Regions from separate parts of the Homo sapiens genome. Here region 2 is linked to region 1. The links are chromatin loops, found by intact Hi-C in ENCODE. Cell type or tissue: MCF 10A. All regions are shown on one strand. Each heading gives the region's core, and the rest is flanking DNA. Links, peaks and the distances in the headings are about the cores only. Region 1 overlaps LOC107984559 (a long non-coding RNA gene). Region 2 has its middle 130 kb from the start of CYSLTR2.

What was found. A loop is a pair of places that touch in the nucleus more often than their neighbours do. Peaks named below come from ENCODE experiments on the same cell type or tissue, not always from the same donor. Only the 100,000 strongest peaks of a DNase experiment are listed, where the experiment ranks them.
Region 2: a loop joins it to region 1, with 9 times the contacts of the local background. A loop is called at or near these places in 4 of 110 quality-filtered maps.

What each region holds. Positions count from the first base shown.
Region 1 is chr13:48,887,569-48,895,911 of GRCh38, forward strand. All of the region lies in intron 2 of LOC107984559 (a long non-coding RNA gene), which reads left to right. Among named protein-coding and RNA genes, the nearest start is that of FNDC3A, 84 kb to the right of the region's middle. In MCF 10A, for the core only: no CTCF peak of the experiment used is centred there; DNase peaks (open chromatin) are centred at 4,253 and 4,913.
Region 2 is chr13:48,779,353-48,787,695 of GRCh38, forward strand. No RefSeq gene overlaps it. Among named protein-coding and RNA genes, the nearest start is that of CYSLTR2, 130 kb to the left of the region's middle. In MCF 10A, for the core only: no CTCF peak of the experiment used is centred there; DNase peaks (open chromatin) are centred at 3,289 and 4,099.

The DNA of each region.
Region 1 (8,343 bases), core at 78-8,077:
CTAGGCAGGTGCTGGCTGATTTGGTTCCTGATGAGGGCTCTCCTCCTGGCTTGTAGATGGCCACCTTTTCACTATGTCTTCACATGGCAAAGAGAGAGCTCTGGTCTCTCTTTCTCTTCTTATAAGAACACTAAACTCATCATGGGGGCCCCACCCTCATGACTGCATCTAAACTGGATCACATTGCAAAGGCTCCACTTCCAAATACCATCATATAGGGAGTAAGAACTTCAACATATAAATTTTAGAAGGACACAAACATTTAGTCCACAACACAAAGGAAAGAGAGAGGACTGATGCAAAGAAATCAGTTTAACTTTAACTCAGTATCATCCACACATATTTCTTTATGAAATTTTTTTTGAAGTTTGGTGGATTTTCCATAAAAAACACTAGTATTCGTGCTAAACCACTAGAATCTTAAATCAGTCATCACCTTTGGCTCTATCCTCTCGGCCACTGGCTATTTCACCAATACGGTACCTCGCTTTAGTCTCTGCTGATGGTGATAAATACCATCAATAAACCTTGTTTCTAGATTTCCTTTTCTGTCATCCTCAGACCTGTCCTCCTATTAATAAAAGTCCTAACAATTTGCACAATTTCCAGAGTACCAGTCAAGGATGTTTTATTCACATTACCAGTCAAGCATGTTTTATTCACATTTACCAAAGTGATAACTGCAATATCGCCCCATCTTAACAACCAAGCAGGTGAAGCTGTGATTGACTTTTAAATGCAATCACTAAGCAAGTGGCCAAAACTCTGACTTCATAGAATAGACTCAAAACAACTCTCTGAGTTCACTTTTCTTCTCTCCTTATCATTTTACTTTGCTTTTCTTTTAATTTGGACATAAGTGCAGCCTGGTGAGTAAGATTATAAATGAAAAATTCAGGAATGCAAAATTGAAAATTAGATAAAAGCTATGGTTTTCTGTAGCCTAAAACGAATTCTCCAATTCCTTTTTTTTCCATTTCTCCCACCCTTTAAATTGCAGGCTGTTATGAAGATTTACTTAGCATTTATAAAATCTAGAAGAGCAATAAGAGTAGAAGTATTGCATAAAAGCCAAGAGAAGGGTTTCATGTTGAAGAACAATCACAGTGCGTACTTTTGTTTACTAGGAAAAATATAAAGGATTCCCAGAAGGCTAGTACTAAAAGTTAGTCGCTATTAATTCCAGTTGAAGCCATCCTCACAGCTGCCCTTATTACTCTGCTGAAAGCTCCCAAGTGTTCCAGCCACGCCGTTGCTGTGGTGACTGCTGCAACCACTTGCTCATTTCAGCTAAAAAACATATTCAGGTTGTCAGCCTGTGCCACTAGCTGATTTTGGCTCAGAACATTAAGGTCACTGACATTGCCTTCTCAACGCATGTTATCAATTGAACCTGCTGCAGTAAGAGAAAGTTGAGACAGAATTGTTGTCTAGGCCAGGAGCCAGTCAGGGTCTTAGGGGATGACAACGTCCTTGGTCATCTCATTTAGAGTCTAATCCTCAACTTCACAGCCAGAAGGTCAGTTCTGTGGGTATATGTAGGGAGAGCTGGGCTCTAGGGTGCTGATTAACATTAATCAAATTAATGCAAGAATAATACATAAACTAGAATGTTCATCATTTTCCGTTATAAAACATATTTATATATAAAATATAATCAAGAATCACAAAATATAATCAAGAGTACCAGAATTCCCATGCCCATGCATCAGTAAATTCTCTGCATGATACTTACAAAGCCAAATTTGAATGAGAAGGTTGCTTAGTTATCTGGAAACCAAAGCCAGGGTGAAAAACAAAACTATTTTGGTGGCTGTCATCATGAAACCCAACAACTCTGCCTCACCATTTTCCAAGTTCACTGTAGTTTATTTCCCTGTGTAATCCATCTTGCATTAGGACAAAAACCAACTAAGTCAGCTGTATCTTTAGACTAATATATAGCCATACTCCTCTGAGTTGATAGCTCGAATACTTTAATTTAGTTTTAGGTATTCCTCAAACTCTCCAGGCTCCCATTTATAAATCATTGCTTAAAATGCTTTGGTTCTGCAGATGGCTGGTGTCAGATTGACTTTTTCTAATACAGCCTTATGTTCAATTTTGGGGAAGCCTATATCATATACAGAAAACAGTTCAATGTTTCAAATTGTAGAAAGAAAATCAGGAAGACATTATAGAGAAAAGACTTAGTACCAGTTTGATATTGGATCTCTGGTGAGGCATTTGATTTTTAATATTTATTATCATATCCTAATATGTTCTGAAAGATGAAAGACAGTCATCATTTATGGTAGGCAGGATTCTAAGATGGCCTCCAAGATTCCCACCTCCTAATAAATAGGCCCTGCCATAGTTCCATCCTCTTGAATGTGGGCAGGACCAGTGACTATGATGAGATATCACTCCCATGATCAGGTTCCTATTCAGTTGACTTTGAGTTAATCAAAAGGGAAACTAACCTGGGTGGGCCTACCTAATCTGGTGAGCCCTTTAAAAGGTGAAGCAGCAGAAAGATGCTCTATTGCTGGCCCAGAAGGAAATAAACAGCCATGCTGTGAACTGAACTGCCTATGGAAAGGGCCATGAAACATACCATTACTCCAACATTTGTGCCTCCTCATATTTCATCTCTGTCCATTCTTCCAAAGAACTTAAACTCTATATGATAGCAGAAAAATAGTAAAATTTTTATACGTCATTGGAAAGAGAACGTTGAATATATGGTTGTCCTGAAAACATTTTTTAAAATGCTATACTTTGTCATATTTCCTTCCAAAAACCAGCTGTCTGGTATGAAGTCCAGAGCTGAGTTTTGAGACAGAGGCAAAAAAGAACCAAATTCCCTACAGTAATATAGTGAGAGAGAAGTTGAGCTTTAGGAATAAGAAGAGAGTTCAATAAGATAGTGAAAAAGAGGTCTGTGAAGGACAGAGCCAGTGAGAAATTTACTTGAGCAGGAATGGCCAAAGAACTTGTAAGATCAGGAGCGCTCAACATCTGTTTTAAGTTGTTTGCTGTGATGTAACCCCCCTCCACCGACTCAGATCAGTGGGGCTTCAGAGGATGAAGGAATCGGGCAGTTCCTAATAGGGTGTAATGCTAGGGGGAAGAGGTGGACAACATATGTAGGGGATAATAAGAAGAGAGGTGAAAAAGAATTCAGATGAAGCAGAAGTTTTGATTCAGAAATGACTTGAAATATAAACTCCCTAAACCATGAGAGATATTTCAAGGCTTCTGGGACACCCATCATAAGTAGAAGAGGATTTTGAACCATTTTAATTTGAAAATTATAATGAAACAGATGAGCCACTAATGCTGGAGGACTTAGGAACTCCCAGACAGTTGACATCAGCTGAAGCAGATGGACCCACTGTGTGATGGTGCAGCTCTCTTCCCACCTTCCTAATCTCGGCACCTGTGGCTGCATTCCTCAGTGGAAAGCAACACTCACAGTGGCAAGAGGAGGGGCATTTTAAACTTCCTTTTGTGGGAAGAACACTTCTGTGCTGAGACCAAAAACGTGGTGCAAGACGAAGGATGCCATGTCACCATCATTGGGTGCGCCCCTGACCACAGAAGATCAGGATCAGTTCTCCCGTTTAGAACCCATCATTCAACTGCTAAAGACCAATCACCCATCATCCAAGTTGGACTACATTAGATTGATAAGAAGAAGCTTCACTGCAGGCAGTGGAGATGAGGGGTATTAACTCTGATGTGAAAGTCCATGCAAGACATTTAAAAAGCTCTCTCCACATTCTCATCTCAGGTAATGGTGTCATTACCTGATGTCAAGATGAACCTATTGCTCCCATTAAGACTAGTGAGTCAAACTTTGGAATAACACCATCAGACATTGCACTTCTTTTCATGCCCATCTTATCAATACTTCATAAAATATCAAACTCCTCTCCCACAAGACTCCTAGGGTTGTATTTTTTGGGCAGTGATTCTGAATAATCTTGTGCTTAAAAAAAGACTCAGATCCAGATAATAAAATGATAGAAGCTCTTGCTGAATAACCTCAAACATGTAAAAAGCAAACTAGGCAGTAAACTTCATGAGGACAGAGACCCTGGTTGTGTCTGGTTGGCCATCATCTCTCAGGTCTTAGCACAGTGCCTGACAAATAGCAGGCCATGATGACTCGGCCTCTTTATGCTTCCTGAATGTCAGGATTCATTTGCGTGGTCTGGTCTCCAGTCTTCTGGCTGTCTCTGTCTCCCTGAAGATGCCCAGGACAAAAGGCTACACAGCTGCCCTGGGCCGCTGAGTCATCTCCCTATCAGGAAATTGTTTCTGCCTTAGCTAAATAGGTAGGCAATTTTCTGCCCATTTCAGACAGAAAACCTAAGTTTAAAAAAGATTAAGTGAATAGCTCAAGGTCATATGCAAACTCTGGCCCAGTTAGGAATAGAACCCAAGTGGTTCCTGACATTCAATCCTATGGTTACTTTTGCAGAGGTGCCTATCTTTGTAATTTACAGATATTGTTCCCAAATTGCTCACTGAAAATTCTGCCTAAATATTGAAGGTAAAACAGCTTTATGTGTCCAATAGAGAGAGAAAGAGTATATATAAAATGAAATTTTTCCCACATGAGGAATGAATCACTGTAAGGAACATTTGTTCAGTTGTTTCATTATAAAATAAGAGCATTCCTCCTGGCTGCCACAAAATCCAAATGCTCCATTTTGTTACTAAACACTCCTTCTAACACCAAGCCAAAAATAAGTCACAATGTTAATGCAAACATCTTGCAAGCAAATAAAAGGACTTGTGCCAAATTTATCAGAGTTAGAGGGAAATTGTGTCAGACCTGTCTATGAGAAACTTTCTATTAGATCACCAGTCAATAGGATACCAGCATCTGCTGATCCTGACTGAAAGACATGAGTAATAACAGACAACTTTAGAAAATACATTTTTCTTCCATAGTTAGCAATGCATGACTCACTAGAACTCTCCAGACACTATACTGCATGAATGACTCAAAATTCTACCAAGGACAGAGCACAATCAGTTCTCTCTTCCTGTGCCAGGATTTCTCGTTCCAATTATACTGATTCGTTAGCTTACTTCAAAGACAGAAAATCTTGGTCCATTATCTTTCCTCTTTCAAAAACAGTCATGTATATTTTAATATAAAGACAATTATTAGGGTGCTACAGGAAAACAGAGACTAAACATAATAGCGAATGCTGAAAGCAATCTTCAATTGGTTCAACTCTCATCATTTGGGAGAATGGGTTGGGCAATGACCATGGTTAAGTTTCTTCTGGAAGATTGACCAATGAGAAGAGGTTGTTGCAATACAAGAAATATCGTATTGTGTCACACCAAGAGCCTGCTCATCCAAATCTTCAGTAGCTGATAGTGGTATCAAGGATATTTTGAGAAATATTTCAGTAGTTACTCTCCACGACAGAGGCCTTGTTTCTTTCAAATAACTGTTTTCCTCAATAATTGCAAAAGCCTCCCAGTGAAAGTGCACACCTCTAGGCTCTTTCCTTTTCATTCTATTCTTGGCATTCCATCTCCAGTTTAATATTATTGAAGGATAATTCTGATAATGACATCAACGTAGCATAGTGACTAAGAGAATAGGTCTTGGAATTAGGCCACCCGGCCACCAATTAATTTTTTTTTCTTTCTTTCTTTTTTTTTTTTTTTTTTTTTTTGAGATGGAGTCTCTCTCTGTTGCCCAGGCTAGAGTGCAGTGGTGCAATCTTGGCTCACTGCAACCTCCGCCTCCCCAGGTTCAAGCGATTCTCCTGCCTCAGCTTCCCAAGTAGCTGGGACTACAGGCACCTGCCCCCACACCTGGCTGATTTTTGTAGTTTTAGTAGAGATGGAGTTTCACCATGTTGGCCAGGCTGGTCTCAAACTCCTGACCTCAGGTGATCCATCTGCCTCAGCCTCCCAAAATGCTGGGATTACAGGAGTGAGCCACCACACTTGGTCATCACCAATTATGTTTTTAACCTCTTCATGCCTCAGTTTTCTTATCTGTGACATGGAGTTTGTGAGATGCTTGAATAACTTTTAACTTTGTGTTAAAAATGAGTGTGTAAGCAAACAGAGCATTCATGGTTAAGAGAATAGGTTCTAGAATGACATTTGGGGTTAAATATGTTGGTTCTGCCATTTAACTGTCTGCAAGGCTGAACCAGTTACCTTATTCTGTATAGCAAATCACCCCCAAAACTTTCTGGCTTATGACAGCAATAATCATTTTTTTTGTCTTCCACAGTTTCTGTAGGTCAGATTTGGGGAGCAGCTTGGCTGGGTGGTCTTGGACACAAGGTTTCTCATGAGGTTGCAGTCAGATATTGGCTAGGGCTACAGTCATCTGAAAATTAGACTGGGGTTGGAAGATCTACATTTAAGGCAGCTTACTCACATGACAAGTTGGTGGAGGTTATGGGCAGGGAGATTAATTTCCTTTCACATGGACCTCTCCACTGGTTGCTTGAATGTTCTGATGACATGGCAACTGGCTTACCCCACAGTGACCCAGGAAAGCAAAGCAGCTCCAATGCCTTTATGGCTTCACCTTGCAATTTATATCCCATCAACTCTGCCATGTTCTACTGGTCACACTGTCCACCCCAGATTTAATGTGAAAGGGGACTACTCAAGGCACTGACACCAGAATGTGAAAATCACTGGCAGCTATCTTGGAAAATGACTACCACAAAGATATTGAGCGAGCTACTTTTAGCTCTTTAAACCTTAGTCTCCTTATTCGCGAAATACAGACAATAACAATATACTTATTTCATAGGGGTGTTATGAGAATTGACAAGATGATACATGTAAAGTACTTGGTACCTACTAATTACTCAAAAAAATTACTTATTATTATTATTATAATCCAGTAATAATCAAACTATTCCAGGGGCTGCAATGAGGAAAAGGGTTTTACTTCCGGGGAGTAGATAAAACTGTAAATCTTCCCCGTCTTCTGCCTCATTCTTATTTCTTTCAGTTGACTTCATTTTGTCTCATATGTATTAGGCTTCCTCATAAGCTTTTCATTTGAAGAAAGGATTATTCAGCTTTTTAAAAAAGAAAACTACATTTAAAAAATAAAAGTGTTATTGATCATTATTTATTTCAAGCAGTAAGAATTTTAGTAAAGATAAATGTGTGAATGTATCTTTATAATTTCCATATAGATAGCATTACCTAGCTAATTAGTGATATAGTATGGCTGGAAAGCAGAGAATATCAGATTGTATAAAAGACCACCTAGTCCAGTGTTAAAACCCTTAAGGCTATTAACCCATTTCCACAGCAGTCAGATGGAAGACCTGACATTTGAGGTTGTTGGGTGAATGTATTAGGTAAACTCTTGCACATTCCAAAAGTTGATTTATTCACCATGGTATGTACTCAAGCACTTACTTTCTATGTGCCCTTGTCTAACTGCTGGCTATATATTAGTGAACAAGGTGAATAAACTTCCAGTTTCCATTGAGCTCTCATTTTGTGAAGGAAAAGACAAGGAATAAACAAATAAATGAACACTGTAATTTCAGGCAGTGATAAATGCTATAATAATGAAAAGCAATGATGTGGTAAAGTGACCAAGCAGTTGGAAGACTGGTTTAGCTAGGATGGTCAAGGCAGTGTTCTACAAGAAGATGACATTTGAGCTGAATTTTGAACAATGACAAGGAATCAGCCATATCAGCAATTGACAGAGGAATTCCTAGATATGTACTAACATGGCACCTTGGGAAGCCTGAGCCATCAGGTGACCTCATTCCAATGGAAATCTTACTATTTACTAAAGTTACTGAAATTTGGTTTGAAAGATATTCTGAATAGACTTCTTTCCCTTTGATGATGCATCTTCATAGAGACATTTGGCTAAAGTTGCTGATTAGAGACAATATTTCTGACAAAAAACAATGGAATTGCTGATAGATGGTGTGACTGAGACCAATGCCTCCAAGTTAAAAACCAGTTCAATCTGGGCCACTTTGAAAATATCCTAGAATATCTGAAGGATCAACTTAAGCCTATTTTTCATGGGCTTAAGTTGAAAACAGAAGTCAATACATAGAGGACCCAAGTATAGAACAGATAACATATGCATTCTTGTCTAGTTTCCCTAAGATTTTTCAACCTTCTTTTCACCACCAACCTATACACTTAGAAAGGAGGGGAAGGGGTGTCAAGAAAGAGAAATAAATGAAACATAAAAGACTTAAGGAGGAAAGGAGTAACTACAAAGTAAAATCAAATCTGGAAGGCTGAGGCGGGCAGATTGCTTGAGCCCAAGAGTTAGAAACAAGCTTGGGCAACATAGGGAAAGCCCATCTGTAC
Region 2 (8,343 bases), core at 237-8,236, 110 kb before region 1:
TAGCAAGTCAATAAAAGTAAGTTTTTCATAAAAAGATAACATCTTTCATCTTTTTTATAATAGCCATTCCAACAAATGTGAAATTATATCTCACTGTGCTTTTAATTTGCATTTTCCTAATGATTAGTGATGTTTAGCATTTTTTCCTATATTTATTATCCATTTGTATGTCTTCTTGTTTTCACGTTCTACAATTTCTATAACATTCTATGTTAAACTTGAAACTACCATTAACTCATTCTGTGTATGACAATGGGAGAAAAAGAAAAGAGGAAAAATTATTAAAATATAAACATGACACTATAAGAAAACATAATCAGAGGTTGTTGCCCTTTTTTTGTACAATTTGTCCCAAAGTATAATAGGTATTTATGGCTTTTCTCTACTATCCACTCCACCTTCTCTTTGCCATGGTGTTATGCAAACCTGCTTTCCTGAAAGATCTGATTCCTTGGTGGTCCTGTATATATGGCATTGATAAACTCTTTCTTTACCTTTTACCATTGAACTTGGCAGTTCTAAGAGACGTTCATTGGGTTGATGCATCCTAGTAATATTGATCCTTGCCCCATTGTGTAGTAGCAACCGATTTCCTCTTTATAGTCAGGATCAATCACCCCAGCTAACATATTAATCCTCCTTTTTTACTTACTCTTCCAGTGATATGAGACACCTGCAATGACCATGTGGCAATCTCAGTTTTCAGTTCAAAGGAGCTATTGTGTTATTCTGTGTAAGCATTCCTGCTTTGGAGGTCAATACTTCTAAACCAGAAAAGCCCAGACTTGTTGGGACAAGAAGCAAAAAATCTGTTAGTTGGTCAGCGGGCATAGTAGTGAGATTTATGAACACACATATTGTTCCATATTTATTTCTGCCTGGGATAAATGGCCAGAACATATATTGCATCCTGTAAGAAAGTACTACATCCTTGCAAAATGTTGCTTCCCTGCTGCCAAAATAACTGAGTCTTCAATAGATCTTTCTGCCTTTCTCTAAATCTGGCTACTTCTAAGCAATTAGATACATGGTAAAAATAAGTAAAACAAAACCACATGGAATTCAACCACTTAATCTTCTTTCTTTTGTGGTAAAATGAGTTCCTTGCTCCAAATCAAGGTTGTATGGGATATCATGATGGACAAAAAGACATTCAGTAAGACCATGGATGGGGTGACGGAGAAACAATGGCAGATATGGAAAAAAAAATCCAAATTTATTTAAACAGTAGCTATTTAGTTTGTGATTTTTTTTTATCCATTCTGCCAATCTGCACCTTTTAAGTGGAACATTTAAACCATTTACAGTCAACATTAGTATTGAGATGTGAGGTACTGTTCCAGTCATTATGTTGATTGTTACCTAGTGAATTTGTTATCTTCATTGTGTTATTTTTTATAATACATATGAATTTTATGCTTTCAGGAGTTTCTATTCTGGTTTGTATTAACTTTTTGTTTCAAGATTTAGAGGTCCTTTTAGCATTTCTTATAGGGCTGGTCCACTATTGATAAATTCCCTCAGCATTTGCTTGTCTGAGAAAGACTTTATTTCTCCTTCATTTCTGAAACTTAGTTTTGCTGGATACAAAATTCTTGGCTGAAAGTAATTCTGTTTAAGGAGACTAAAGATAGAACCCCAATCCCTTCGGGCTTATAAGATTTCTGCTGAGAAGCCTGCTGTTAGTCTGATAGGTTTTCCTTTACAGGTTACCTGATGTTTTTGTCTAACTCCTCTTAGAATTATTTCCTTTATGTTGACTTTAGGTAGCCTGATGACTATACGCCTTGATGATGTCCTTTTTGCAAGGAATCCCAGGAGTTCTTTGAGCTTCTTATATTTGAATGTCTAAATCTCTAGCAGGGCCAGGAAATTTTCCTCTGTTATTCCCTCAAATAGGTTTCCCAAACTGTTTGCTTTTCCAAACTGTTTAAATAAATCCAAATTTGTTTAAACAGTAGCTATTTACTTTGTACCAAAGAACAAAGAACACTTATAATTATTAGATTTGGCTGTTTTATATAATCCCATATTTCTTGGATTTTTTTTCATTCTTTTTCTTTATTTTTGTCTGATTGAGTTAAATCAAAAGCCTTGTCTTTAAGCTCTGAAATTCTTTCTTCTATTTGGTCTAGTCTATTGTTAAAAACTTTCCACTGCATTTTGTAGTTCCCTAAATGTATATTTCATTTCCAGATGTTCTGATTGGTTTTTCTTTAAAATATCTATCTTTTTAGAAAAATTTTCATTTATATCCTGAATCTTTTTTAAATTTCTTTATATTAGTTTTCACCTTTCTCTTGTATCTGCTTGAGTAACTTAATAATCTTTTGAATGTTTTATCTAGTATTTCAAGCATTTCATCTTGTTTTGGATCCACCGCTGGAGAGTTAGTGTGATCTTTTGGAGGTTTTATAGAATCTCATTTTTTCATAGTTCCAGAATTATTTTTCTGGCTCTTTCTCATTTGGTGGACTCTTTCTTCTAATTTTTTAAATTTTTTTATTAGACTTTAATTTCTTTTTTGCCCCCTTGAAGATGTGACTTTAATGTTTATAGTTTATTGTCACCTAGCTTCAGCTCTGAGTGCTTTCAGTGATGAAGACTCTGGATGAGTTCCTTGGTTATAAAGAATCTTGGCTCATACCTGTAATCCCAACACTTTGGGAGACCAAGGCAGGTGGGTCACCTGAGGTCAGAAGTTCAAGACGAGCCTGGCTAACATGGTGAAACACCATGTTAGCTGAGCATGGTAGCACATACCTGTAATCCCAGCTACTTGGAAGGCTGAGGCAGGAGAATCACTTGAATCCAGAAGGCAGAGGTTGCAGTGAGCTGAGATTATGCCACTGCACTCCAGCCTGGGTGACAGAGTGAGACTCTGTTTCCAAAAAAAAAAAAAAATCTTTATGTGACAGCTTTCTCACATGCTGGTCGCAGCAGTGATGTGCTGGGTGTGTGAGCAGTTTCACATCTCCTGTGAGGTTGGAAAGGCAGAAATCTCAAGAAGCTTATTTCATACCCCAGTGGTGTGCACTTAAAAAATTTTTTTCCCTCTGTCTTTTATTAACTGGGTTGAACAATTCAGGCTTCGGGACAGTAGAAAGTGCCCATGGGTAAAAACTAGCTGTGGCTAAAGTAAATAGGTAAATGCAATACTCCAGTGGTTGGCAGAGGTCCCAGCCTTGACAGAGGTGGTTGGGGGAGCTCTCAGTGAAATGCACTAAGGTCTTTTCTGAGGGAAGGGAGGAAGCTACCACAGTTCTCCCTCCAGGCTAGCAGGAAAACAATCTGCTTCCCAGTCACACTCCTGACACAGCGTCCTGGCTATTTTGATTGGACAGTCACCTCTTTTCCTCTCCAAGAATTCTGATGTTCTGCGTAGAGAGGGGTTGTGACTTTACCTCTTATGCAAGCCTGAACCTGGAGGGCACCCATCCTGTGGGGATGCAGTGTTCCAGAAAGGCTGTCTACAGATGCACCCAGGCAGAACTCCCATGGGAGAAGTCAGAGCTTTGTCTGCAGTGGTGGGTGAGAGGGAGAAGTCCTCTTCTCCAATACCCTTTACAAGCACCAGGGCTGCCTGACTGTTGGGTTAAAGCTACACACTTTCCTCACCGATCCCAACACTGTACCTGTGTCTCTGCTGAAAGAAACTTCCCATGAGTGGAAAGTTCAGGGACTCAAGGCCTGTACTTTGGTTTATTTTGTCCCACATGGTGCTCCCTTAATGTGGTACCCTCCCCCTTCCCCTAGGAATGGCAGTCCCTCAGGGCCAGACTACTGTGAATCCTGCTGCTTTTCTGGATCTAGTTACCCACTGGAGCTGCCAGACTCCATGCTGGTGCTGGAGAATGTTTGCAAGGGATCTAGTGATGTGACCTGTCCTCTAGTCTTCCAGCGGTGGGTACCAGCAGCAGCTGATGAGAGTGATAGGTGAGTGACGCAGACTCTGATATTTCCTTGGTTATAAATAGCTTTGGTGTGTTAGCTTTCTCAAATGCCAGCTGCAATAGTAATGTGCTGGACACGTGAACCAACTCAAGACCTCCTGGTTAGCCAGGGTGATGCAGGCAATGACGATAGCTGAATTTACGCAAAAGTTTTCTCCTTCCTGAGTGCTATGTTATTGTGCCTGCAGATGTTGTAATGGGCTGTACCCGTTGGCCTCCAGCCAGGAAGTAGTGTTTGCGAAAGAGCACCATCTGCAGTGGTAGTGGTGGAATTTGTGTTTGTTTTATGTTAGCCAGTGAAGGTACTCTGGTGTCTCAGGCAAGGGGTGGGGCCATGGAGCTCCCAAATGTGCCTGTCCATGGGGTTACATTATTGGGGGGCTGCGGGGAGGGGTGGAGGGGCAAAGATGGCTTGAGGCTGGGTTAGATAAGTCAACATTCTGGCTCTCCACGTACAGGCACAAGCTGCAGCCCCAAAGGGGGTCAGGTAGCAGTTCTCTAGCCGCTAGGGTAATGTTCCAGGGAGGAGCGCAGCTGCCTCTGTTCCACAAAAAATATCCACAAAAGGAGCAAGGGGTAGCAGGGTACAGTAAGCCCCACTCAGCTCCCATGCACTTGGCAAGGCAGGTTTCACACACAGTGTTCTGCTTACAGCAGCTAGCTGGGTTCCAGGCAGCCTGCACTCAGAACTCAAAATTGCCCCAGGCCATAAGCCTTCCCCATAAAGACAGAAACTGCAGCTGTCAGGCCATGCCCTCCTGGTCCACCCATGAAGTGGGGCATCCAGCTTTTACACCCATGATGATAGCACACTTCCCACTCGCCCCTTGGTTCTGGCCAACAGGGTTAGTACTCACCCAAGATTATTTCACAAATATTATTTGGGAGCATCTCTCAACCTGAGACTGCAGCTCAAGTTAGCTGGCAGACTTCCATGAGGTCACCTATGAGATAGGATGAGGAATGGCTTCCCTTTATCCTTACTGGAATATGGGAGTGCACCCCCACCCCCAACCACTATGTTTATGAGCCCACTGAACAAAATTTAGGATGGCTGAAAAAGGGGCTGATGACATGCACAAGTTAGGTCAGCTTCCTGTTCTTTGTTTCACAGCTAGAATGAGCAGATAATGCATAATTACCCCAAAAACTCAGTCCGGATGCTTACTTGGGGGTCCCACCGTCAGTCTCTAAGAGGGCCTACTAGCAAGCCAAGAGATATTTTTCAAAGGTGAATTGCTCCTTTACTTGCTTCAAAACCTTAGGGGAATCCCCTGTAAAAACACCACTGCAACTTTCTACAGGCCTCAATGGACATCATAATCTGTCACAAATACTTTGGGCACTGTTACTCTGCCATTACATCCTTGACCAGTGACAATTCTCTTGTTCCAGGTTCCACTCAAAGTGCTTATCTTTCAACTAGTAATAGGTAGAAGCAGAATACCCAAACATGGTATATGTTTACTATAAAATTCAAACATTTTCACCAAGTAGTTTCTTTTGTCCCATTGGTAGTAGTTACAAGATGTAGCAACTAGTCTTTGACTTTGAAGGTTATCCCAATGTGCCTCAGACTACTTAGCCTCAAAAAACTTCTCTGAGGTATCAAGCCTAATGTTTTATAGGTTTTATCTCCTAACAGCTGGCATCCTCCAACATAGCAACACATATTGGGTTACAGCAACTTTTTGCTCCCCCGACGTCTATCTCATCTATGTCATGGGACACCATGCTTTTCTATGAGATGATGAGATAATCAAGTTCCCTGCAAACTAACTTGTGGCACAAGGTCAGAAAATTGATGTAACCCAGAGGCAATACCGTGAAGGTATGCTGTCTTCCCACTAAGTAAAAGCAGATTACCTCTGGTGTTTTCTGCTTTTGGGGGTAGAGATCAATAGCTACATACCACCACATGCCATGAGATGTCTATACATGTCTCAGTAAAGAGACCATATCTACAAGAGTAATTGCAATTGGAATCACTCCCTGATTGAGGTTACAATAACTTTCTGTCATTATCCAAAGCCTGTTCATTTTTAATACTGGCCAAAATGTCAAAAAGGTATGTGAAAGTACAGTCATCCCTTGGTATCTGTGAGGGATTGGTTCCAGAACCTCCCACAGATACCAAAATCCATGAATGTTCAAGTCCCTGATATAGGCAAATGGCATAGTATTTGCATACAACATATACACATCCTCCCATATACTTTAAATCATCTCTAGATTACTTATGATACCTAATACAATATAAGTGCCATGTAAATAGTTGTCATACTGTATTGTTTAGAGAATAATGACAAGAAAAAACATCTGTACATGTTTGGTACAGATGCAATTTTTTCTCAAATATTTTTTATTTGTGGCCAGTTGAATCCATGGATACAGAATCCACAGATATAGAGGGCTGACTGTATATCTTTTCAGGTCCATAATGATGGAATTTATGTTGTTAATTTTACCAAATACTATGGATTGAATTGTGTTCCCCCAAAATTCATATGTTAAAGCCCTAACCCCCAGTGTGATTTTATTTGGAGATAGAGTCTTTAGCAGATTATTAAGGTTAAGTGAGGTCCTAAAAATAGAGTCCTAATGTTGCAGAACTGTGGCCTTATAAGAAAAGGAAGATTCTCTCTCTCTCTCTCTCTCTCTCTCTCTCTCTCTCTCTCTCTCTCTCTCCCCTTTCCTCTGTCTGGCTTTTTGTGGCTGTGTGTTTGTTGTTTAACCGGTAGATTGAACCCAGTGTTTCTGCCAAATGAAATGCATGGATCAATGCAGCTTGATCTAAAGTTATATTCTTTACTCTTTGGTTTAGTACCTCCACATCTATTTCCACAAGTATTCAAAATATTTGCTGATATAAACTGGTAACCTTTTGCAATTGTTTAGTTATGAAGTCTTTTCCTTCTGGGTTTGACTTTGTAATTGGATTCCCGGTCACGCTGGGTTCTGACCCTGGTTTGAAGTGTAAAAATAATGAGAAGGAGGGAAGATGGGGTTTGAGGAGAATTGGTCAACCCTTTCCAGGTAATTAGCTTAGATAAGGTCATTTTAAAGTTTCAAGCAAAATAACCATAGCCTCATAAGACTGTAAAGACAGCCTGCTTCCACTGACAAGAGAGTGCCAGTGGGGTTTTGCTGTGGAGTGTACTCTAAATATGGGGGAACATATTCACTTTTTTACAGTGTGCTCCAACATTCCTTCATTCCAGATTTCAGGGTTCCAGTCTTTCCCAAACAATGCCTGAATTCTCATACAAGAAACCTGGCAAAACTGTGACTTCAACTCATGTTATAATTCAAAAACCCTTTGGTGTCAAATTTTGAGGGCTTTTGTTTGTTCATTGATTTGGTTTGTTGGTTTATTCTTTTTGTTTTTATTTTTTTTATTTTTTTCGGTTCTAAATTACTGGCTTAAAGCATGGACTGAAGATCAGGAATTGGAACTTGTTAGTTTCTCTTTGTAAGTGTCCAGACCATGGGAAACAAGCCTCCCATTCCTAGCGCTGATTTTCATACCATTCAGAGTTCTTGATTGCAAGCAACATAATCCAACTCTAGCTAATTGGAGCAAAGAAATAGTTTATTAAAAAGTTATTTGGCGGCCGGGCATGGTGGCTCACGCCTGTAATCCCAACACTTTGGGAGGCCGAGGAGGGCGGATCACGAGGTCAGGAGATTGAGACCATCCTGACTAACACGGTGAAACCCCGCCTCTACTACTAAAAAAAAATGAAAAAAGAAAAAAAGTTATTTGGCAACTCTCCAACTTATCATGAGGGCTGGAAAACAACGTTCAGGACTACTCAGGCAAGAACAATACCCCAAATCACACTTCAGAGGGGGCCCTGTGAGTTCACATGGGCAACACTGCTGAGCACTAGATGCTGGCACTTGTACCCTCCACACTGCTGTCCCTCTCTATGACATGCTGTCACTCGTCATGCCACTGCTGCCTGAAAAACTTGATTTTTCTGAAAATACTACTGCTGCTCTGTCCCCAAAGAGAGTTCCCTGTGATGCTCATGAGTCATAGATGCATCTGGTCTGCTGAGCCTAGGTCATATACCTGGTCCCTAGCTGTAAGGGAGGCTGGAAAAGTGGGTGTCTGGTATTTTCAGCTCTTCAGGGAAAGATACCTTCATCAAATAGATGAATTTCTCCAACTCACCCCTAGAAAGGGGTTTCAGATCCTAGACAGCCAAAATAAATGTAAATGTCCACTACAGTAAGCAGCAAGGATAACAATAGCCAATAACAAAAGAGCAAGAGGAGGCCGGGCGCGGTGGCTCACGCCTGTAATCCCAGCACTTTGGAAGGCCGAGGCGGGCGGATCACGAGGTCAGGAGATGGAGACCATCTGGCTAACACGGTGAAACCC